Linked DNA regions of Homo sapiens: region 2 is linked to region 1. The links are chromatin loops, found by intact Hi-C in ENCODE. Cell type or tissue: mammary epithelial cell. All regions are shown on one strand. Each heading gives the region's core, and the rest is flanking DNA. Links, peaks and the distances in the headings are about the cores only. Region 1 has its middle 53 kb from the start of PTENP1-AS. Region 2 overlaps UBE2R2 (ubiquitin conjugating enzyme E2 R2).

Evidence for each region. Hi-C counts contacts between places; a loop is a spot of excess contacts. Peaks named below come from ENCODE experiments on the same cell type or tissue, not always from the same donor. Only the 100,000 strongest peaks of a DNase experiment are listed, where the experiment ranks them.
Region 2: it touches region 1 in a loop (4-fold over the local background); 8 of 110 quality-filtered maps call a loop at or near these places.

What each region holds. Positions count from the first base shown.
Region 1 is chr9:33,617,801-33,630,107 of GRCh38, forward strand. It overlaps the pseudogene TRBV20OR9-2, the pseudogene ANXA2P2 and the pseudogene TRBV21OR9-2. Among named protein-coding and RNA genes, the nearest start is that of PTENP1-AS, 53 kb to the right of the region's middle. RefSeq lists an enhancer at 6,267-6,766. In mammary epithelial cell, for the core only: a CTCF peak has its summit at 6,348 (motif pointing right); DNase peaks (open chromatin) are centred at 3,471 and 6,361; H3K27ac peaks cover 1,692 bases.
Region 2 is chr9:33,846,623-33,858,929 of GRCh38, forward strand. All of the region lies in intron 1 of UBE2R2 (ubiquitin conjugating enzyme E2 R2), which reads left to right. Among named protein-coding and RNA genes, the nearest start is that of UBE2R2-AS1, 34 kb to the left of the region's middle. In mammary epithelial cell, for the core only: a CTCF peak has its summit at 5,790 (motif pointing left); no DNase peak of the experiment used is centred there; H3K27ac peaks cover 1,333 bases.

The DNA of each region.
Region 1 (12,307 bases), core at 2,699-10,698:
TCACAACTCTCCCCAGAGAAGGTGGTGTGGGGCCATCACGGAAGATGCTGCTGCTTCTGCTGCTTCTGGGGCCAGGTATGAGCCTCCTTCTACCTGGGAGCTTGGGTGGGCATGTGCGTGTGTTGCCATGGTCAAGCGGTGGCCAGGCAATGTGGATTGTTTATGCTCATCGAAGGGAGAGGGAGCGGCCCTGCTCTCTAGAGGTGTAAAGGGTAAGGTGAGAGCCGCCAGTCAGAGGAGATAGGGGATTATAGCCCTAGGGAGATGACAGGAAGATTGCACAAAACAAACAGGATTCTCCAGGAGCTGGGAGCACGGGGAGGGAGGGAGGCTGAGCTCGGCCTGGCATCCTGTCTGACTCGGCTCCCACTGGGCTCTCCTCTCTCTGGCTTCTGTTTCAGCAGGCTCCGGGCTTAGTGCTGTCGTCTCTCAACATCCGAGCAGGGTTATCTGTAAGAGTGGAACCTCTGTGAACATCGAGTGCCGTTCCCTGGACTTTCAGGCCACAACTATGTTTTGGTATCGTCAGCTCCGGAAACAGAGCCTCATGCTGATGGCAACTTCCAATGAGGGCTCCGAGGTCACATACGAGCAAGGCGTCAAGAAGGACAAGTTTCCCATCAACCATCCAAACCTGACCTTCTCCGCTCTGACAGTGACCAGTGCCCATCCTGAAGACAGCAGCTTCTACATCTGCAGTGCTAGAGACACAGCGCCAGGAGGGGATCAGAGACCGCGGCAAGAACCCCTGCAGCTGCTCCTCCACCCCAGCAGGCCCACTGAGTGCTGAGAAGGGAGGCGTGGAGAATGGAAAACCACAGCTTTCCTGACTGAGACATCTGGGAGTGTGTGTGCAGGGGGTGGGGCAGGGGATGGGTAGGGGGAGAAAAAGAAAAGAAGCACTGTGAGTGTGGAGTATGGAGGAGGTGTAGTGTTTGAGACCCACGAAATGGCAATAGAGTTGGGCCTAAAGAGGTAAGTGAACATGGAAAGTTCCCTGAAAATTATAAAACCTAGAATTTTGCCCTGACTCTGCCACATTAGTCATGTGTTCTTGAATAGATCTACATATAATCCTAGAGGTACATATGAAGACAGTTGTATAACCACTGTGTACTTCCTATAATAAACTTCAGCAATTGGCTCTCTTTCTTGTCATCATGCTGGGCTCTCAAGACAAAGATAACCAAGAGGCAGCCAAGTAGAGAGTTATGCATGAACACATTACCTTAGGGGAGGATGGCAACAGCATTGAATAGCATCCACTCCAAATTTGTGTTCTGTCCTCCTTGGACCAGGACCACGAAAATAAAATCCTATCACATTTCCTGTAAATGTTGAATGCCATCATGTTCTCCACGGTGTTTCAGTTGATGAATGAACAGGGTAAGACTCGGTACAAAGGGAGGGGAGCACCTCTATGCCTAGGTACACACCATACGGAACGTATCCCTAGGGAAGGTGCTGGTGACCTGGCTCCTGGGAAAGGTGTCAAGGGAAAGAGGGGGCAGAGGTACCTAGAAGGAAGACCTCAGACAACATGGCTTGTCTAAAGAGTTGGAAAGTTCTGCCAGTAGCTAGAAGACAGTAAGTGGAACAGTGAAAATCCTTTCCTAGGAGAAACCAAACATTTACATTGACCACAAATCTGTATGAGCCAATAGAAAATGAGCAAAACATATGATCATACATTTAATAGAAGAAACATGTATGACCAATAAACATATAGAGATATTTTACTTCATTGATGATCAGGATCCAATGATACATAGCTTTATATCCACTTGATTAGCAAAATATAAAAAGTCTAGAAATATAAAATGTTAGCGAGGGTATGGATTCATAGGATTACTTATAAATTACTGATGGGAGCATAAGTACTATAAACCACTGGGAAACAGTTCAGCATTATCTCACAGTTGAAGATTCCTATATCCCATGACTCAGCAATTCCACTTCTAGATTTACATCAGGAGAGGCTCTTGCATACATGACTCAGCAATTCCACTCCTAGGTTTACATCAGGAGAAGCTCTTGCATACACATATCAGAAGACATAAATACAAAAGTGTTTTCAACAGCACCAAACAGTAGAAAAACATGGCACCAACCCACATATGCACTGAAAAGAGTGAATGAATAAACTGCGGCATATTCATATGAGTCAAAATGAATGAACTATAGTGAAGAGCAAGGTTATAGGTGAATCTTAGCAATATAATAGCAAATGTAAAAACTAAGCCTAATGAGATGATGCAAAGTATAACGTGCTTTTCATAAAGCTAAAAACAAGTCAAGAAAGTAATTTTCAGGACTAAAATATATTAGATCAAATTATATTGAAAAGAAAGCAAAGACCACTTGTATGCTGCAGCCTACCTTATCAGCTCATGGGAGCTGACTGTATACATCTTTCCCAACTCCAGTTTTAGTGACATCATTTTGTTAGCTTGAAACTGGCCATAGTGAGGGTATTTACACTACAGAAATCAGCAAACACAACAAATTACGCTTTGCTTTATTTTCCTCCAGAGAGTTAGTTGTCAACCCTTTACCAACACACTACTGGCAGGGAATAATAATGACCCAAGTTCAGGATTTTTATAAGGCTGGGGCATGGCAGGAGATAGAATGAGAGAGAACTACACAGCTATACATTTAAATATTCTAAAGGTCTATCTTGCATAATGTTGAGGAGGAGATATTTTACAAGTTCCTATTATGTTTTTAAATAAGTAATTATTCATTGACAAGAAAGTCCTGTGTGTTATTAACCACAGGTTAAGATAAATAAAATTGTATGCATATAGAATCAAAAAGAAGAGAAAATAAAACAAATAAATGAATAGATTAGAGTTCTTACAAGAAAAGGATTAAGAACATTTTATAGTCAAAACCAGGAGTGAAATAGCAGTGGGTCACCTGCTACCATCCTCATATAGACATCGGCTGCTGAACTAATCACAGCGGACAACCTACCACCCAACAGACCTGGACCCTTGTCAACCCCTTTGCAACAGAGAGCAGGGGTTTAGACACTAAGGGTGAACGTGAAAGCATGGAGATGACGCCTGGCCCCTGACCAAGGTGGAACTGCCTGGAATAAGATGGGAGCAAATTCCGCAGTGGACACGCTGCTGCTTTTCATCTCCACTATGACCACGTGCTGCTGGTGGTTAAATACCCCACCTGGGTTCAGTCACCTCAGACTGTGCCATTGTCACTGAACTCAAGGACCCATTTTAATTGTAGCCTTTTACTCTGTTCGTGCTTTCAGCCTGGAGAACAGAGCTAGTAAAATTCTTTTAAAATATTCCACCGCTTCACTAATGGCATGGAAAAGACAAGAGCTTTTAAGGCTCTGGCATGAAATAGGGAGACAGTTGTTACATTCCTATTTCATGCAGTCACTATTTCCCTCTACATTAAGCTGAGGAGTGTAGTGTTTCAGTGACATTTAGCATGGAACAGTGCTGGGTTCAGACCTGCCTTTCCCAAACAAGCTGACTTGTCAGGACACAGCCCACTGCCTACCTACATTACCTTAGGAAAGAAGACAACAGCGTTGAACAGCATTCAGTCCAAATTTGTGTTCTGTCTTCCTTGGACAAGTACCAACAAAATGAAATCCTATCACATTTCCTATAAATTTTGAATGCCATAAACTTTTCATGAGCAATTCTTTTTGGAGTGTTGGACTTTCTGTTCTGATTTTATATTCTACTCTTTGGGCTTTGTTGTACTTGAAATCAAGTTCACCTTTCAGAGGCAGTGATGGGTGAGGTAAGAGATAGACTCTTACATCTTCCTCCCCAACACACACACACACACACACACACACACACACACACACACACACACACACAGAGGCACTGTGTTTCCCAGTAACGGAGAAGCCATGGGGAGAATTTCAGAGGTTTTTTTTGAGATGGAGTCTCGCCGTGTCGCCCAGGCTGGAGTGCAGTGGCACGATCTCAGCTCACTGCAAGCTCTGCCTCCCAGGTTCACACCATTCTCCTGCCTCAGCATCCTGAGTAGCTGGGACTACAGGCGCCCGCAACCACGCCCGGCTAATTTTCTGTATTTTTAGTAGAGACGGGGTTTCACCGTGTTAGCCAGGATGGTCTCGATCTCCTGACCTTGTGATCTGCCCACCTCAGCCTCCCAAAGTGCTGGGATTACAGGCGTGAGCCACTGCACCTGGCCAATTTCAGAAGTTTTGAGGGAGCTAGGGTTTTCTAATTCTTCTATATCCTTGGATATCTCCATTCTTAATGTCAAAAATAATCTCTGGAGCTGGTTCCAGGAGTCTCAACCCATTTGCTACAGTACATGCACCATCTCAGGTGTCCAAAGGTGAATATTTGATTAACTACTTCACAGCTTCATACCCCTGCTGCTGTTTTTCCATTCTGGAATGTGGAAAGCAGTGTGACTCCTATTAACTGACCAGTAGTCAATTTCAACTACCCATAAATATGTGAGTGTCTTGTATCTGTAATCCCCTATCTGGTGCCATTTTTGGAAACCAGTTAAGACTCTTTTATCCTAAAAAAATGAACTATGTTGCATTTCTGGAAAGTAATTATTGATGAAATACTCCCTGGAGAGTCTGAAGCCCCTGATATTGTATATTTAATGGTTATCCTCCTTTTAATAAAAGGTATGGGAAGAAATTTTAAATATTATTCCTAAATACCTTACATCGAGATGAGCTAGAGTTAATTAAGTGGGACGAGGGATAATGAATTCGAGGGCATTTAAGAAAGATTAAAGAACCAATGCAAAATGTTTTAATCAGGAAAGAAATTGGTGTGTTTAATGACAGAAAAGAAGTCAGCAGCATGGCAGGAGCTGGGGGGAGGTCGGTGAGTACAGGGCAAACTTGAAGAAGGCAGGAAGGCATCAGACCACTCAGAACCTTACTGGTCAAGGTAAATTATACAGAATTCAACATAAAGCTTAACAGGAGACACTGAGGTTTTCAACATTTGACTTCTGTAGTAATCAGATTCGTGGCTGTGTATCTGTGTATTTAATCACCCTGGTCACAAAGTGAAGAAATAATGGACTGTGCAGGGAAGACAAAATGTTACCTCTTCCCTCTTAGGGTTTTTCGGCTGGGCCTGAGAATGGAACAGATTAACAGGAGGAAAGCATACACATGTATTTAATATAAGTTTTACATCACATGAAAGGCCCCATAATTAAAGGAAGACCTGAATATGCAGTTAGAATTCAATACTCATATACTCAGTTGGGCAAAGAGTCATACATTGTGGAAAGGTGAAAAAGGGGCTTGGGCTAGGGTTGCTGGTTGAATGGCAAAGTGACTAGGAAGGTGAGGGTTAGTTTAACAAGCTTTTTTGGTATAGATTCCTTGGCCTCAACATCATCCCCTCCTACCCTTCATGTTAAGAATGTTCTTTCTTTCTGGTATAGATAAGACATCTTTTATATGGGAGGCTTATTCCATTTTTCAAGAAGAAAAGGGGAAGGGTCAGAGTACTCTTATACCTGCTATTGTCTTTAATGACTCTAGCTCAAAATAATCCTTATGCCAAAGTGGCATATTTTGGGCGGAGGGTTGGGGGCTTATGCTGCCACCCTCCAGCAGTGTGGACAGAGTTGATGCGGAGAAAAAAGTTAGCTCAGGCAAGCAGTAGTTTAGCTGGGATAATGATGATGGTGTTAGAAATATGGGGAAAATGAGACATTTAAAAGGAAGAAAATCAAAGGACTTGGCAATTGATTAGACATGAGCAGCAATATGCAGGGGGTGGGGGGTGGTGATTAAGAGACTGCGACAGACAGACAAATAAGGAGGACCAAGTGGGAAGAAGATCAAGATTTACTTTGAGATTGGGAGTGCCTTTGGGACAGTAATCTAAACAAGAATATGCAGGGAGCAGTTGGATGTACAAGTCATGGACTCAGAAAATGGATCTGGATAAGAAGTACACCTTTGGGACATTTAGCATCACTGGAAGAATGAAAGTGCCTCCAATCCCTTGATATAGAGTTTACAATGAAAAAAGCAGAGAACATAGGATAGAGATTTAGGCAGCACACCTGCCTTGGGGGACTATAAAAGGTTGAGGGAGGCAAAATGCACTGATAAACCACCATCGGCATTAGACTAATGGCTGAGTAATTGTGTAAGTAATTGCTAGTAATAATGCTGTGGAGTACGTGCCTGGTACCACACCAAGTGCTGCTTTTTTCTTAATTCCGCTCTGATACTTGGGATGCCTCCCTGCTGCCTCGCTGCGGGGCGGGCCACTCCCCACCCAGGCAGGCCGAGGCAGAGCTCAGCGGGCATCGGATGAATTCGCCCCTTTGACCACTAGAGGGTGATGTGGATCTTTCTGTAAAATATCTGCTGCTCATCAAGTGCGGACTCAAGAGCTTCACCTGTGTTCAGCATTTGGGGACGCTCTCAGCTCTCGGCGCACGGCCCAGCTTCCTTCAAAATGTCTACTGTTCACGAAATCCTGTGCAAGCTCAGCTTGGAGGGTGATCACTCTACACCCCCAAGTGCATATGGGTCTGTCAAAGCCTACACTAACTTTGATGCTGAGCGGGATGCTTTGAACATTGAAACAGCCATCAAGACCAAAGGTGTGGATGAGGTCACCATTGTCAACATTGTGACCAACCGCGACAATGCACAGAGACAGGATATTGTCTTCTCCTACCAGAGAAGGACCAAAAAGGAACTTGCATCAGCACTGAAGTCAGCCTTATCTGGCCACCTGGAGACGGTGATTTTGGGCCTATTGAAGACACCTGCTCAGTATGACGCTTCTGAGCTAAAAGCTTCCATGAAGGGGCTAGGAACCGACGAGGACTCTCTCATTGAGATCATCTGCTCCAGAACCAACCAGGAGCTGCAGGAAATTAACAGAGTCTACAAGGAAATGTACAAGACTGATCTGGAGAAGGACATTATTTCGGACACATCTGGTGACTTCCGCAAGCTGATGGTTGCCCTGGCAAAGGGTAGAAGAGCAGAGGATGGCTCTGTCATTGATTATGAACTGATTGACCAAGATGCCCAGGATCTCTATGACGCTGGAGTGAAGAGGAAAGGAACTGATGTTCCCAAGTGGATCAGCATCATGACCGAGCGGAGCGTGCCCCACCTCCAGAAAGTATTTGATAGGTACAAGAGTTACAGCCCTTATGACATGTTGGAAAGCATCAGGAAAGAGGTTAAAGGAGACCTGGAAAATGCTTTCCTGAACCTGGTCCAGCGCATTCAGAACAAGCCCTTGTATTTTGCTGATCAGCTGTACGACTCCATGAAGGGCAAGGGGACGCGAGATAAGGTCCTGATCAGAATCATGGTCTCCCGCAGTGAAGTGGACATGTTGAAAATTAGGTCTGAATTCAAGAGAAAGTACGGCAAGTCCCTGTACTATTACATCCAGCAAGACACTAAGGGCGACTACCAGAAAGCGCTGCTGTACCTGTGTGGTGGAGACGACTGAAGCCCGACACAGCCTGAGCGTCCAGAAATGGTGCTCACCATGCTTCCAGCTAACAGGTCTACTAAACATACAAAAGTTTAGCCGGGCGTGGTGGCGCTCGCCTGTAGTCCCAGCTAGTCCGGAGGCTGAGGCAGGAGAATGGCTTGAACCCGGAAGGCAGAGGTTACAGTGAGCCGAGATCATGCCACTGCACTCCAGCCTGGGCAACAGAGCTAGACTCTGTCTCTAAATAAATAAATAAATGTAAGGGGCGCGGTGGCTCACGCCTGTAATCCCAGCACTTTGGGAGGCCGAGGTGGGCGGATCACCTGAGGTCAGGAGTTCAAGACCAGCCTGGCCAACATGGTGAAACCCCGTCTCTACCAAAAACACAAAAAATTAGCCGGACGTGGTGGCGGGTGCCTGTAATCCCAGCTACTCGGGAGGCTGAGGCAGGAGAATTGCTGGAACCCGGGAGTGCAGTGAGCTGAGATCATACCATTGCACTCCAGGCAGCTGGGCGACAGGGTGAAACTCTGTCTCAAACAAAAAAAAAAAAGTTTGAAATAAGTAAAGATATACAACATGATCATGAAAAAGTGAATCCAATAATCCAATAGTAAGTTTATTTTAATTTCTGCAGTATTATCTATATATTCAATACGACAGTAATCAAACTACAAAATATTTATTTCATGAAATTTGGCATATAATCTACAACTAAGTGAAAAAGAAGAACAAAAATAAGCATTATTTAAGAAGGACAGAAAGTGACGTGAATTGCTCTACCAATTATCAAATTATGTTATCACTTAGGATAATGAAAGAAGCGTGATTGGCCGGGCGCGGTAGCTCACGTCTGTAATCCCAGCACTTTGGGAGGCCGAGGCAGGTGGATCAGGAGGTCAGGAGATGGAGACCATCCTGGCTAACACAGTGAAACCCTGTCTCTACTAAAAATACAAAAGAATTAGCCGGGCATGGTGGCGGGCGCCTGTAGTCCCAGCTACTCGGGAGGCTGAGGCAGGAGAATGGCGTGAACCCGGGAGGCGGAGCTTGCAGTGAGCCGAGATAGCACCACTGCACTCCAGCCTGGGCCACAAAGCCAGACTCCGTCTCAAAAAAAAAAAAAAAAAAAAAAAAGAAGCGTGATTAAACAGGCAAATGGAAAAGAGAAAATGAAAAATAGGTCCATGAATATATAGGAATTTCACATATGATAGAGGTGTTATTGAAGCTATATGGAGGAATTATGTAATATACAATAAGTTATTCTGGAACAGGTGGTTATCCATACAAGGAAAGATGAATTTAAACCTTACTTCACAATATATGCTAAAATAAATCACAAGTGGATTAAATGCTTAAATGCAAAATTCAAAATGTTAGGTGTTTTGGTAAATAATAAGGATTATATCTTCATGAATTTGGGCTATGGGTTTTTTTTATATAAAGAATTTAAAAACATGTTCACCCCAAATAAAAGAATAATGCATTCTACTAAATTAAGAAATCCAACAAAAAGTAGCACAAAGAGAGTAAAGACATAAACCACAAACTGGAAAGATATTAGGAACACATATAGCTGACAAACGTTGGGTATCCAGAGTCTATAAAATCTGTTACAAATAAATAACAGTTAATCAACCAAAAAGAAATATGGACAAAGGGCAGTTTACAGCAACACTGGTGGCCTATAATATATAAAATATGTTCAACCTTCTTAGCAACCAGGAAGAAGCAAGCTAAAACTATATTGTACCATGAGATAATATTAACAAACTAGACTGGCAAAATTAAAAGTATATTAAATAGCAAGTGTAGTCCTAGATGTGGAACATTTGAACACACTCATGAACTGTTGGTGGGATCATTTATTTGGCTTAATCACTTTGGAAAGCATTTTGTTATGTTATGAAGTTGACATGCTGACTTGAAGACTCAGTCTTTACATTGCCAGGTATGGCAACAATCTTCCACCTAGGTAAGCAGAGACATGTTCAAGAATACCATACTGTTTGTAGCAGCACAAACACCCAGGGAAAAATTAGTGTGTATTAATTCAAGAATGAATCAATTCTAGCCAATGAATATAACGTAATACTAGATAGCAATGGAAGTAAATTGTCTAGATTATGTGTCAACATATTATCACAGACCTAATGTTGAATGAAAAAATAACATTACAGAAAAATATATAAACTAGCTGATTCCTCTTAGACACATTTCAAAGACACACAAAATTAAATACTACATAATTTACAGATTCTTGTGTAAATGCTACAGACTATAATGCAAAGCAAGTGAATGACAAATTTAAACTTCAGTTTACATCTACCTGGGCATGATGGAGAAACAATGAGGAAATCTAAAAGAGTAACATGGACTGAGAAATTTTCAGCAATAATCTAACTCTTAAGCTGATTGGTTCAGGCAAAGGTATTCATTTTATTGCTTCTATATATGCATTGCATATTTGTCATAAATATTGTTCTGTATAGTTCAACATTTAATTCTTTAATGTAGCCGGACGCGGTGGCTCATGCCTGTAATCCCAACACTTTGGGAGGCTGAGGTGGGCGGATCACTTGAGGTCAGGAATTCAAGACCAGCCAGTGACATGGTGAAAGGCTGTCTCTACTAAAAATACAAAAATTAGCCAGGTGTGGTGGTGGGGGCCTGTAATCCCAGCTACTCAGGAGGCTGAGGCAGGAGACTGCTTGAACCCAAGAGGCAAAGGCTGCAGTGGGCCGAGATCAAGCCACTGAACTCCAGCCTGGGAGACAGAGCAAGATCCGTCTCAAAAATAAATAAATAAATAAATAAGAAAAAATTACTTAATGTAAAGCTGCTGCTATGTGATTTTATAAGTGTGTCAAAAGCTACTATCTGTAAAGACCGAGTTGTATGATTCCTTACCTGAGATGGAAGGGAGGAGGGGAAGAAGCAAATTGACAAGTTAAAAAAGTAAACAGAGTGTAAATTAGTTCAACCATGTGGAAGACAGTGTGGCGATTCCTCAAGGATCTAGAACCAGAAATACCATTTGACCCAGCAATCCCATTACTGGGTATATACCCAAAGGATTATAAATCATTCTACTATAAAGACACATGCACATGTATGTTTACTGCAGCACTGTTCACAATAGCAAAGACTTGGAACCAACCCAAATGCCCATCAGTGATACACTGGATAAAGAAAATGTGGCACATATACACCATGGAATACTATGCAGCCATTAAAAAGAATGAGTTCATGTCCTTTGCAGGGACATGGATGAAGCTGGAAACCATCATTCTCAGCAAACTAACACAAGAACAGAAAACCAAACACTGCATGTTCTCACTCATAAGTGGGAGTTGAACAATGAGAACACATGGATACAGGGAGGGCAACATCATACACGGGGCCTGTTGGGGGATGGAGGGCTAGGGGAGGGATAGCATTAGGAGAAATACCTAATGTAGATGATGGGTTGATGGGTGCAGCAAACCACCATGGCATGTGTATACCTAATGTAACAAAACTGCACATTCTGCACATGTACCCCAGAACTTAAAGTATAATAATTTTTTTTAATAAATGTATGAGTGATTTTACTTAAAAAAATAGCAAAACAGTGAGTCACAGAAAAAAAAAACTAAAAGCAGGCTGAAACTTACACTATTTTTAACAGCTAAAACAAAGCCTGCCCTCCTACATTCTCTGAAATTGAAATGATTCTGTCCCATGTACAGAGCATCTACAAAGGCTATGGGAAGTGATCACATCACAAGCAGGTTGCTGACGGGGGCGGGGGGAGCGGGCGGAGCGGGTGAGGAAGCCTTACAGAAAAAGCTACCACCACGATTTCTGTCTGAGCCAACCAGGTGCCTCAGACTTCTCTGCTGTGTGGCCCTTTCTTTCTGGGGAGCAGGTAAGTCCCTGTTCTGAACTGGTGAATTCCAGTTCCAAGACTCTCTCCTGTGGCTGCAGTATCAGGCTCCCTCCTGGGCTTTTTTTCCTTCCTCCACAGCCTCCATGGACACCAAGGTCACCCAGAGACCTAGATTTCTGGTCAAAGCAAATGAACAGAAAGCAAAGATGGACTGTGTTCCTATAAAAAGACATAGTTATGTTTACTGGTATCATAAGACGCTGGAAGAAGAGCTCAAGTTTTTTATTTACTTTCAGAATGAAGAAATTATTCAGAAAGCAGAAATAATCAATGAGCGATTTTCAGCCCAATGCCCCCAAAACTCACCCTGTACCTTGGAGATCCAGTCCACGGAGTCAGGAGACACAGCACGGTATTTCTGTGCCAACAGCAAAGCCACAGTGCCGAATGTTAGCCCTTCTTAGAACACAAACTCATTATGGACCCAGCTCAGGAAATAAGTGTATGTCAGGTTGGTACACACTATAATAACAGAAAGCCAACTTGAAAGACAATAAATCAGAAGGAAAAACTTGTAAATAACAGCTCTAAGTGAGCAAAAAACAAAGGGGGAGGGGTACTTAAAACAGCTGATGGGGACAAAACCCCAGGGAAGGAAGCAGAAGGCATAAAAAGCTCGGATTCCTCCGTGTTCAGGATATTAGTTAAGATATACTAAGTTACCTTCTGTCTCTCTTTTCATATGAGCTTTAGGGATTTCTAACAATCTTTATTTAAAGAATGGGATTCTGTGCTTTTCACTTGGTAAAGCTGTGAGTTCAGAAATAAGAATAAGCAAATCAACTGTGTCTTTCAGGTAGACCCTGATCATCTGACCCAGCACATTTCCTTGAACTAGAGACAGACTCTAAAGGGCTTTTTGACTGCTTCTCACAGCTCTTCCTGCCATAGAAGT
Region 2 (12,307 bases), core at 2,352-10,351, 230 kb after region 1:
TCACTGTAATTTTGTAGTATATCATGCAGCAGTGTGAAGTGATGAGAACACCACATATGGTCTCTTGCAACTGCTAAACTCTGCCATTGTAGCATTAAAGCAGCCACAGATAAGTTATAAATGAATGAGTATGGTTGTTTTCCAATAAAACTTTATTTATTGAGTTTTATATAGTTTTTATGTGTCACAAATATTATTCTTTTGATTTTAACCACATATTTTCCTTAACAGTGTTTCTCATTTCTTCCTGAAGTGGTACTTTTATCTGAGAGATTTTCCTTCAGCTTAGTGAACTTTTAATAATTTTTATAGTGCAGATCTGCTGTCAACAACCCGTCTCAGTTTTTATTTGCCTGAAAACATCTTTATTTTGCTTTTTTTTTTTTTGAAGGTTTTTTTTTTTCTGGATATAAAATTATAGGCTGGGTTTTTTTCCCCCTTTCAGTACTATGAAGTTTTCATTTTATTGTTTTCTGGCTTTATTTATTTATTTGAGACAGAGTATCACTCTGTTGCCCAGTCTGAAGTGCAGTGGCATGATCTTGGCTCACTGCAACCCCTGCCACCCGAATTCAGGCGATTTTCCTTCTCTGCCTCCCGAGTAGCTGGGATTACAGGCATGCGCCACCATGCCCGGCTAATTTTTGTATTTTTAGTGGAGGTGGGGTTTCAGCATGTTGGCCAGGCTGGTCTTGAACTCTGGCCTCAAGTGATCTCCTGCTTCAGCCTCCCAAAGTGCTGGGATTAGAGGCGTGTGCCACTGCGCCCGGCCCTGGCTTGCTTAATTTCTTTTAGTAATGCTATTATTGCTGCATTTAAAGTAATGTCTTTTTTCTTTTGGCTGCTTTTAATATTTACTCTTTGTGTTTGTTTTCAACAGTTAAACTTTGATGTGCATGGGTGTGGTTTTCTTTCCTGCCTTTGGTTCACTGAGCTTCTTTATCTTTCATTAGTTTTAGAAAATTCATAGCCATTATCTTTTCAAATATTGCTGCTTCATTCTCTCTCTCTTCTTCATTAACCTACGTATAGTAGAATTTTTGACTATGTTCTGTGTGTCTCCAACACTGTGTTCTGTCCTTTTTGCCCTTGTTTTCTGTGCTTCAGTTTGGATTTGACCTGAAATTTTTTTTTTTTTTTTTTTTTTGAGACGGAGTTTTGCTCTTGTTGCCCAGGCTGGAGTGCAATGACGTGATCTTGGCTCACTGCAACTCTGCCTCCTGTGTTTAATCCATTCTGCTACTGCAGCCTCCCAAGTAGCTGGGATTACAGGCATGTGCCACCACACTCGGCTAGTTTTTTTTGTATTTTTAGTAGAGACAGGGTTTCACCATGTTGGTCAGGCTGTTCTCAAACTCCTGACCTCAGGTGATCCACCCGCCTCTGACTCCCAAAGTGCTGGGATTACATGCAGGAGCCACTGCGCCTGGCCTGTTGACCTGAATTTAAGTTAACTAATTCTGTTTTATACTGTCTATCCAATGAGTTACAGATTCTAGGTACTGTATTTCAGGTTTAAATTTTTAAAATAGTTTCCAGTATTCTGTTAAAATTCATTCCAAAAAGTCATTTCATAAATTCATTTTGTGCAATTTTTTCTTCTATTTTCTTTTAATATACTAATCATAGTCATTTTAAAGTCCACGTTTGCCAGCTCCAATATCTGAATCATCTGTGGATTTGTTTCTGTACTTTTTTCTCCTCTTATCAGTCATTCTCCCTCTTTCCATACTTCTTAATTTTTTAAATTGTATACAGACTTTGCATACAAAATAATCCTGGAGACTAAGATGATATCTTTCTCCCTCTTTCCTTTGCTAGGTAGATAGGATGTGGGGCTGTTCACCTCAAATCAGTCAAGGATTGATTTAGGTTGGGGCTGGGTTACAGTTTTCAAAAGACTTAGTATATCACCTCAGTTTCAAAAGACTACAGAAGATTGAATTCTGTCCTCTAGCTCTGACACCATACAGCTATAAAATCTTTTTTTTTTTTTTAAATGGAGTCTTGCTGTTGTAGCCTGGGCTGGAGTGCAATGGCGTGATCTCGGCTCGCTGCAACCTCTGCCTCCCAGGTTCTAGCAATTCTCCTGCCTTAGCCTCCCGAATAGCTGAGGTTGTTATAGGTGCCTGCCACCACGCCTGGCAGATTTTTGTATTTTTAGTAGAGACAGGTTTCACCAGGTTGACCAGGCTGGTCTCGAGCTCTTGACCTCAGGTGATCCAACCACCTTGGCCTCCCAAAGTGCTGGGATTACATGCATGAGCTACCACACCCGCCGAGTCTAATCTTAAAATGAGAAAGTTGTTTAATTTATCAGAGAACTACAAAGATAATAATAACTCCTGTTTAGGCCGGGTGCCGTGGCTCACGCCTGTAATCCCAGTACTTTGGGAGGCCAAGGAGGGCGGATCACCTGAGGTTGGGAGTTCGAGACCAGCCTGACCAACATGGAGAAACCTTGTTTCTACCAAAAATACAAAAATTAGCCGGGCGTGGTGGCACATGCCTGTAATCCCAGCTACTCGGGAGGCTGAGACAGGAGAATCTCTTGAACCTGGGAGGCGGAGGTTGCGGTGAGCCGAGATCTCGCCATTGCACTCCAGCCTGGGCAACAAGAGCAAAACTTCGTCTCAAAAAAATAAATAAATAAACTCCTGTTTATTGAGTGATTAATATGTGCACTGCTCTGTGCTGAGTAGGGAAATATCCTTATCTTTTTGTGTGTGTAGGTGTGTATATACACAAACATATATATGTATACCGAATATTTAAAGAAATATCTGTTATATATAGGTATATATAAAGAGATATGTAAGTAATATCAAACAACCATTAGTTACTTAGCTGTGTGACCCTGTGTAAGTTTCTTAAATTCTTTGTATTCATTTTCCTTATTTGTAATACAGGTTTGTTGATAATAACTGCCTCATAGGGTTGTTTTAAGAATCAAGAGTATGGATGGACGCCTGTAATCCCAGCACTTTGGGAGGCTGAGGCAGGCAGGGTGCTTGAGCTCAGGAGTTCAAGACCAGCCTGGACAACATGGTGAAACCTCATCTCTACTTAAAAAAAAAAAAAAAAAGTCAGGCGGTGTGGTGGCATGTGCTGCTAGTTCCAGCTGCCTAGGAGGCTGACATGGGAGGGTGACTTGAGCCCAAGAGGTGGAGGTTGCAGTGAGCCAAGCCAAGATCTTACTACTGCGCTCCAGCCTGGGCAACAGAACCAGACCCCCTCTTTGTATTTCTTACACCAACCCAATGAGACAAGTACCACTGACCCAATTCTATATGTATAGGAAACTAAGGTTCACAGGGAGTTGTCCAAGGTTTCAGTGATTAGTTTACATTCCTGGTTCTGCAGCCTATACAAGTTTGTCTGCCTATATCTATATTTTTTCCTGCCTCCAAAGCAGGTGACACTTGGATATTTACACAGAAATTTGTCAGGCAGTTGTTTGGTAAGAGGACCAGAGAAACGCACTGGGCTGGAGTCTGTGACAGAGTACAGCCTTGAGAGAAGTACGTGGGGCATGGCAAGCAGAAACTAAATATGCTATCAGAACAAGAATTTTGGAATTAGAGCACACAGTGGTATTCAGCTTGGCGTCCAGTAATTAGACCATTAAGGATTGGATTGAGGCTGAGGATCTAGAGCTCTAAAAATCAAGTCAGAATTTCTCTTAGGAGTTAGGGATGCCCAGATTCTGTGGATGTGTTTAAAGTGGCAGCAACTGCAAAGAGGATCGCTGCAGAGACTGGGCGTGAGGCTGCCATTAGTTGCTTCATTTCTCAGTCACCTGTAACCATTCTTCATTCCATGATACTAGATCTACTATTCCCTGATAAATCAGCTGAACAGACGAGCCTACCAAACTCATGGTTTGATGCCCTCTGCAATACCAAGTTTCATCTGTGTCCTTATGGCTGATAACTGACTTGCATATCTAGCTTCCCGACTTCTGGCTTAATCTTAACCTCTTAAATTTGCCTGCCCCTACAAATCCTGCCAATCGGGATTCCTTTTTGCCTTCATATTACTGATTTCAAACTTGTTTTGTTCCTTTTTTACATTTAATTGTTTATTTATAAAAATAGTTCACATATATAGTTTTAAGAGTAACATGTGGTGTAAGACTTACAATAAGGAACAATCAGTTCCCTACTCTTCCCCATTATTCACTAGCAACCCCTTTCAGCTCTTATAAAAATGGAGAGAAAGTGAGTCTTTTGTTTACTTCCTATGGTTACCTCCAGCATAAAGCCACACTTCAGGTGAGCCCTGCCCCCAGATGCAGTCACTTAGGCCAATATTTACTTAAACCAAATTTTTTGGTTATTGTTCTAGAGTTCAGTTCATAATCATACTTCTCATTAATACTTCTTAAACATTTTGGCCTTCCAGGCCTTTTCTTGCTTGTTGGTATGCATATGTGTATTAATTTCTTTTTACTTCCATTCCCACTTCTATTCCCCTCTGAATCCTTAGGCAAACATTGTAGTATGTTTGTTCGTATCCTTTGGTAGGCACTCTTTTTAAAAACAATTAAAATAAAAATTTTTAAACAACCACAAACTTACAAATTCAAAGAACTATTTTCCTGAACCATTTGAGGGTGAGTTGCCAACCTCTGATAGTTTCACCATTCCTCTGAATATTTTAAAGTGTATTTCCTACAGACAAGTGCATTCCACATCATTATAATTATTATCAACAATTATGAAGTTAATAATTCTCAGCCCCCATTTAGTTTTGTCAGTTATAATAATGTTCTTCATAGCAGAAGGATCTGGTTCAGAGCCAAGTATTTGCTTTTAGTTATCCTGTTTGTGTAGTCTCTTTCAGCCTGTAATTGTTCCTTAGTCATGTCCTAGACTTTCATGACCTTTATAGTTTCGGCAGTACAGGTCACTTACTTTGTGGAATCTCCTTCAATTTGGGTAAATTTTCCCTATGTTCTTTATATTCTTTTTAGGTGGTACATGATTTTGATTTGTCTCATTTCTGGTGATGTCCACTTGGGTCACTTAGAAGATGTTTGCCAAGCTTCTCCACTATCAAGTTACTTTTTCCTTGTAATTCATGAGTATTTTGTGAGGAGGTGCTTTGAAACTACATAAACATCCTATTGCTATTGAACTTCTAATTTATTCATTTATTTATATCTCAATGGACTCATCTCCTATTTCATTAAATGGGTAGTAATGGTATACATTCACATAAAGTGTGTTTTACATGCATGCATATTACATTGGCATAAATAGTATTATTTTAATATATAACTATATAAAAGTATTAAAATATTATCTACATCGAGAAAGTCATATCTAGAAGGGTCAGGATAATTATCTGATTGGTAGTAAGACTCCACCGTAATGAGATAGGTGGGGTTCAACATATTTAATTAGGCCGGGTGCAGTGGCTCAGGCCTGTAATCCCAGCACTTTGGGAGGGTGAGGGTGAGGACTGCTGAGACCAGGAGTTCGACATCAGCCTAGGCAACATAGTGAGACCCTGTCTCTACAAAAAATAAAAAACATTAACCAGGTGGGGTGGCATGTGCCTATAGTCCCAGCCACTTGGGAGGTTGAGGCAGGAGGATCGCTTGAGTCCGCGAGGTTGAGGGTGCAGTGAGCTATGATTGCACCACTGCATTCCAGCCTGTGTGATAGAGCAGACCCCATCTCAGAAACAAAATTTGATCACACTAGTGTTATTTCTAGCTGGCCCGGAGTTACAGGAATCCAGCTGCATGATCCAAATCTGACCTGGTCCTAGCTGTGGTTTGCTGCCACCTGGTGACAGTTGTCCACTTGAGTATAAATATAAATGGGGACAAATCTGGCTAAGACTTCCACACATTGGCAGCAATTTCAGGTATGGTTAGTTGATGCCAAGTTCTTTGGCACAATCCTGGGAGATTGGGCGAGGAGAATGCTGTGAATGAGAAAGACCCATTCTTTGCTTCCTTGCTTTCTAAGACAGGTGGCCTATTTTCTTCTTCTAGGCCTTGCTTTGCCTCTGTGAGGGCCATACTGAATGGTAGGTAACTGCGTTTACTGTTCTATTGATGATTTTAATTTTATCTTAAGTTTTCTTCATATTAACAAGTATGGGGCCGGGTGCAGTGGCTCAGGCACTTTGGGAGGCCGAGGCAGGTGGATCACTTGAGGTCAGGAGTTCAAGACCAGTCTGGCCAATATGGTGTAACCCTGTCTCTACTAAAAGTACAAGAATTAGCTGAATACAGTGGCGCACACCTGTAATCCCAGCTACTTGGGTGACTGAGGCATGAGAATTGCTTGAACCCAGGAGGCGGAGGTTGCAGTGAGCTGAGATTGCACTGCTGCACTCCAGCCTAGGCAACAGAGCAAGACTCTGTCTCAAATAAATAAATGAAAATTGTAATTAATTTTTAACAAAGGAAAAAAAAGCAGTTAAGATGGAAGGCCCAACTGTTTTAGCAGTAAGAGAAACCATGTGGATGATTTGTGTAGGAACTATTTTCCAGCACTTCAGAAATTTGTTTCAAGTATTTATTTAAGGCCTACTATCTGTACTTGGTTCTGAGTATGTAAAAATATTCTCTCTCCCTCTGTCTCAAAAAAAAAAAAAAAGATTCTCTCTTCTAAAGCAAGACTTACCTGGCTTTACCTTTTCTCTCTCTTTTTTTTTTTTTTTTTTGAGATGGAGTTTTGCTCTTGTTGCCTAGGCTGGAGTGCAGTGGTGCGACCTTGGCTAACTGCAACCTCTGCCTCCCGGGTTCAAGCAGTTCTGCCTCAGCCTCCTGAATAGCTGGGATTATGGCATGCACCACCATGCCCGGCTAATTTTGTAGTTTTAGTAGAGACGGGGTTTCTCCTTGTTGGTCAGGCTGGTCTCGAACTCCCAGCCTCAGGTGATCCGCCCGCCTTGGCCTCCCAAAGTGCTGAGATTACAGGTGTGAGCCACCGTGCCCAGCCTATCTTTTCTATTTTAATTCTATTACATATTCTTACCATTTTCAAATTTCTGCTGATTTATTTATCCATCCACAAACATCTTAATTCTTTCTAGATGTCAGACGCAGATGATTAATCACAGTCCTCAGTTTTATGGCCCATGTTGTCATTGGTCTGTGCAAGCAACCTTATTTTTGTTACTTCCTTCCAATTTTTTTTTTTTTTTTTTTTTTGAGACAGGGTCTCTCTCTGTCACCCAGCTGGGAATATTGGCACGTGCCACCACACCTAGATAATTAAAAAAAAATATTTTGTGGAGTCCAGATCTTGCTGTGTTTCTCAGGCTGGTCTCAAGCTCTTGGGCTCAAGCCATCCTAGCACCTCGGCCTCCCAAAGTGCTGGGATTACAGGCATGAGCCACTGCACCCGTCCCCTAATGGTGTAACTTTTTTATGAATTGTTTTAACTGTGTCCCACAAAATGTAGTGTTTTGACAAAGTTTCTTAGTTTCCTTTATTTTTCTTTTTAACACGAGTCACTTAGTATGTTTTAGTTTCTAAATATATTGGTTTTTTAACAAAACTCTACTTTTGATATTAATATCTAATTTCATTATATCATAGTTAATGTGATCTCTGTGATACTGGTTATTTGGATTTTATTGAGGCTTGCTTTATGGCTGTAAACGTGTACTTGAAAAGACTTCCTTCTTTATCTTTGCTGTGTACAGAGTTCTATATATTGTCTAATTGTTGAGAATTTTTTTTTTTTTCGAGACGGCGTTTCACTCTTGTCGTCCAGGCTGGAGTGCAATGGTACAATCTCAGCTCACTGCAACTTCCGCCTCCTGGATTCAAGCGATTCTCCTGCCTCAGCCTCCCAAGTAGCTGTGGTTACAGGTGCCCGCCACCATGCCCGGCTAGTTTTTGTATTTTTTTTGTAGAGACGGGGTTTTACCATGTTGGCCAGTTTGGTCTTGAACTCCTGACTTTACGTGATCCGCCTGCTTCGGCCTCCCAAGGTGCTGGGATTACAGGTGTGAGCCACTGTGCCCAGCCCAGAATTGTTAATTATATTGTTTAGATCTTCAGTACTTTTATTTTTTTCTACATGATTAGTTTCTGAGAAGGGAGTATTAAAATCTGCAAGTGCAATTTTTTTTTTTTTTTTTCCAAGACAGGGTCTCACTCTGTCACCCAGACTGGAGTGCAGTGGCATGATCACAGCCCACTGCAGCTTTGACCTCCCAGGCTCAGGTGATCCTCCCGCCTTAGCCTCCTGGGTAGCTGGGACTACAGGCAGGCACCCACCTCCACATTTTTTTATTTTTTGTAGAAGCAGTTTCACTATGTTGTCCAGGTTGGTCTTGAACTCCTGGGCTCAAGTGATCCACCCACCGTAGCCTCCCAAAGTGCTAAGATTATCACCATCAATGATGGGCATGATAGTTAATTCATATTAACATTCCTGGCCATGATAGTTAATTCATATATTTTTCTCTGCATTCTCTCATTTGTTACTTGACATATTTTGTTACTGTAATTTCTAGGTCACAAACATGCAGGCTTGTTTGTTATGGTTGTATCTTCTTGTTTTATTATTCCTTTTAGCAGTACATACTGCCCCTCATGGCATTTTTTTGTCTTGAATTTCATTTTATCAGATTGTTTCTTCAGCTTTCCTTCAGTTTATTTTTTTCCTGTGATATTTTTCTCTCATTTTTTGTGTTTTGTAGATAACATTGTTGGATTTTGGAACAGATGGACCAAGAACTTAAAATAAGCATGATAATATGTTTAAGAAACTTAGGAATTCAGAATGGTATATTTTATCTGGTTTTTGTCCATCTTTGATACAGTTGTATGTACTCTTTGAGTGATTAATTATTTTGGTTCATGAGTTTGTTTTTCCTGGGGTTTTCAGCTACTCTGTTTGGTTATGTATATTGGGGAAATAATGGAAATCCAAGTTCGATTCAAGTTCTTGTCTGCTTCTGAGAGGAGGGTGATCCCCAGGCAACACAAAATCAGCATTGATCATTCCTGATTGCTGTCATTTTACCATGTAACAACACTGGACACAGTTGTACTTTGAAACTCCTAGACAGTAGTGGAAGGAGACCTTCTTTTAAAATTATAATCTACCAGCCAGGAAACTTGTAAGAGGAAAGGCTGGAACAGTGGATGCTGAGGATGGCCAGTCAGCCTGCATCTGTTTTCATTGAAACCTTACAGCTAGGCAAGGTGCCTCATGCCTGTAATCCCAGCACTTTGGGAGGCCAAGGTGGGCGGATCACTTGAGCCCAGGAGTTCGAAATCAGCCTGGGCAACATGGCAAAACAAAAAATAGCTGGGCATGGTGGCATGTGCCTGCAGCCCTAGCTGCTTGGGAGGCTGAGGTGGGAGGATTGCTTGAGCCTGGGAGGTTGAAGCTGCTGTGAGCCGAGATTGTGCCACTGTACTCCAGCCTGGGTGATAGAACCTGCCTCAAAAAACCAAACAAAACCTTATACTAGCAGGGCTCTTACCCTGTCCTGGTTTTACCGTGTACACACTTGGCAAGCAAGGGACAGGGAATGATTTTCCCAAAGCATAAATGGGTGAGAACCAAGGACAAAATGTAAATGCTTTTTTTCACCCTTCCCCACGTAGCCCTCCTACTCCCGGTCAGTCCTCAGCAAAGCATTATTTTCTGAAGTTTTTTATTTACTTGTATCAATGTAATACTGTATGTATATGTAATTTTAAAAATTAAAAAACTATTAATACTAGGCTTATGATGTGAAACAGTAGTTTCTTGCTTTACCTATTCCCTCCCACATTTCCTCTCTCTAGTCTTGTTTGTTTTCTGGTACATTACTTACCACTAGATTTCTAAATAGTGTGCTCATATTGCTAGTTAATGATTTTTAAATTTTTAGCATTTTCTATTGATTTACTATTGTGGAACATGAGTTTAGCTCTTTCATACCACTCAGCCTTACCTTTACCACCATTTTCCCTTCCTTTATCTTTCCCATTATAGTGATAGCAATATCAAGTGTTTATGTTATTTTAACTATATATAAATACTATGTTGACTCTTCTCAGTTGTGTATGATTACATTACCTTTCTTGGAAAATCTTTTGTTTTTCCTGAAGTTTTCTTTTTTTTTTTCTTTCCATTTTATGTTGTTTCCTTTGTCATTCTCATCTGTAATTCCAGATTTTCTATTAGAACTGTAAAACCCCTTTACTTCTGTCCTTCCGTCCTTCCATCCATCCATCCGTCTGTCCGTCCTTCCATCCATCCATCCGTCTGTCCGTCCTTCCTTCCTTCCTTTCACTTTTTTTTTTTTTTTTTTTTTTTTTTGAGACAGAGTCTCATTCTGTCACCCAGGCTGGAGTGCAGTGGCTCAATCTCGGCTCACTGCAACCTCCACCTCCTGGGTTCAAGTGATTCTCCTGCCTTAGCCTCCCGAGTAGCTGGGATTACAGGCGCGTGCCACCAGGCCAGGCTAATTTTTGTATTGTTAGTAGAGACTGGATTTTGCTGTGTTGGCAGGCTGGTCTCTAACTCTTGACCTCAGGTGATCCGCCCGTCTGAGCCTCCCAAAGTGCTGGGATTGCAGGCATGAGCCACCCTGCCTGGCCCCTTATGAGTTTATATGCTTTTTTTTTTATTCCCCTTACTGTCACTTTAGTAGGGTTTCAGAAGACAGTAGAGATGAGTACTTATGTTCATTCTAATGTTAAACTGAAATTAGTGTTGACTTTTATTTATTTATTTATTTTGAGATGGAGTCTCACTCTGTTGCCCAGGCTGGAGTGCGGTGGCACTATCTCAGCTCACTACAACCTCCACCTCCCAGGTTCAGGCTGTTCTCCTGCCTCAACTTCCCAAGTAGCTGGAATTACAGGTGTGCGCCACCACACCTGGCTAGTTTTATATTTTTAGTTGATGGGGTTTCACCATGTTGGCCAGGCTGGTCTGGAACTTCTGACCTCAGGTGATCCACCCACCTTGGCCTTCCAAAGTGCTGGGATTACAGGCGTGAGCCACCGTGACCAAGTGTTGACTTTTAAATTTTAAATTAGAAAGTGTTACTATGATAAACTATACTTGAAAGTCATATTTAGTTATCTGTAGGTTAATAACGTTACTGTAGAATAATGTAGCTGTGTGTGTGAAAGAGTGGCTGATTAGACTGGCATGGTTAACCTTTATGCTTTTAAGTATATAGAAATTGACAGATTGTTGAACGGCATGTGAACTGTTTTGCCTATAGTTCTTTGAGAGTTTATTGTTCATTTGTCCTTTTTTCCCCCTATTTCTTTTTTCAGCTAAGCTTCTTAAGATGGAAGTTGTTCCTTAATAATGGCTAAAGCCCTATGGGAATATGTTCTTTCATTTATTACAATAAGTTAGAAAGTCCTTATTACTGTAAGGCCAAGATGCTAACTTTATGAGGCACCAGTTTCTCCTAATGGAGAGTTTTTTCCCCCACCTCACAGAATAATCGCATATAATAAAAGCTAATTTACCCACTCCTGAAGGTAAAATACTTACTCACTTTCACATATCTCTATATAGTACATTACTGGATGATGTAAATAACAATTCTCTTTTGTTGTATCCTGAAGTACCCTAGAATCTTCTCAGGAAGAGTAAGTTAGATTCCGAAAGGTAGCTTGCCATTATCAAAAGATAGTACTCCATACTCTACTGTCTCAGGAGAGACAGGAGACACCTTCTGTCCCGTCTTTACATTCTGATCAGAAATTAAAGAAAATAGGAAGGTAGAGAACAATAAGTGTATTTTGTTAAGCACTTGGTTCTTTGAATATTTGTAATCTATAATAGAGTATAGATGTTAATTTTTTTTTTCCTCAGACGGTGTCTCACTTTGTCAGCCATGCTGGAATGCAGTGGCATGATCTTGGCTAGCCACAGCTACGACCTCCCAGGCTCAAGCAGTCTTCCTGTCTCAACCCACTAAGTAGCTGGGATGCACCACCACACCTGGCTTTTTGTATTTTGCTAGAGATAGGGTTTTGCCATGTTGCCCAGGCTGGTCTTGAACTCCTGATAGAGCTCAAGCACTCCACCCACCCCAGCCTCCCAGGGTTCTGGGATTACAGGCATGAGTCACCGTTGCCAGGCCAATATTAAATATTTTAATTAGAGTCAGTGCTAAATCATTGCATTCTACTCTAGGACTATGCCAGGTAATAGTGTATTCTCTTTACATTTCAGTTTATGGAGGAGTTTGTTTTGTTTTGTTTTGTTTTGTTTTGTTTGAGATGGAGCCTCACTCTGTTGCCCAGGGTGGAGTGCAGTGGCGCAATCTCAGCTCACTGCAACTTCTGCTCCCCTGGGTTCAAGCA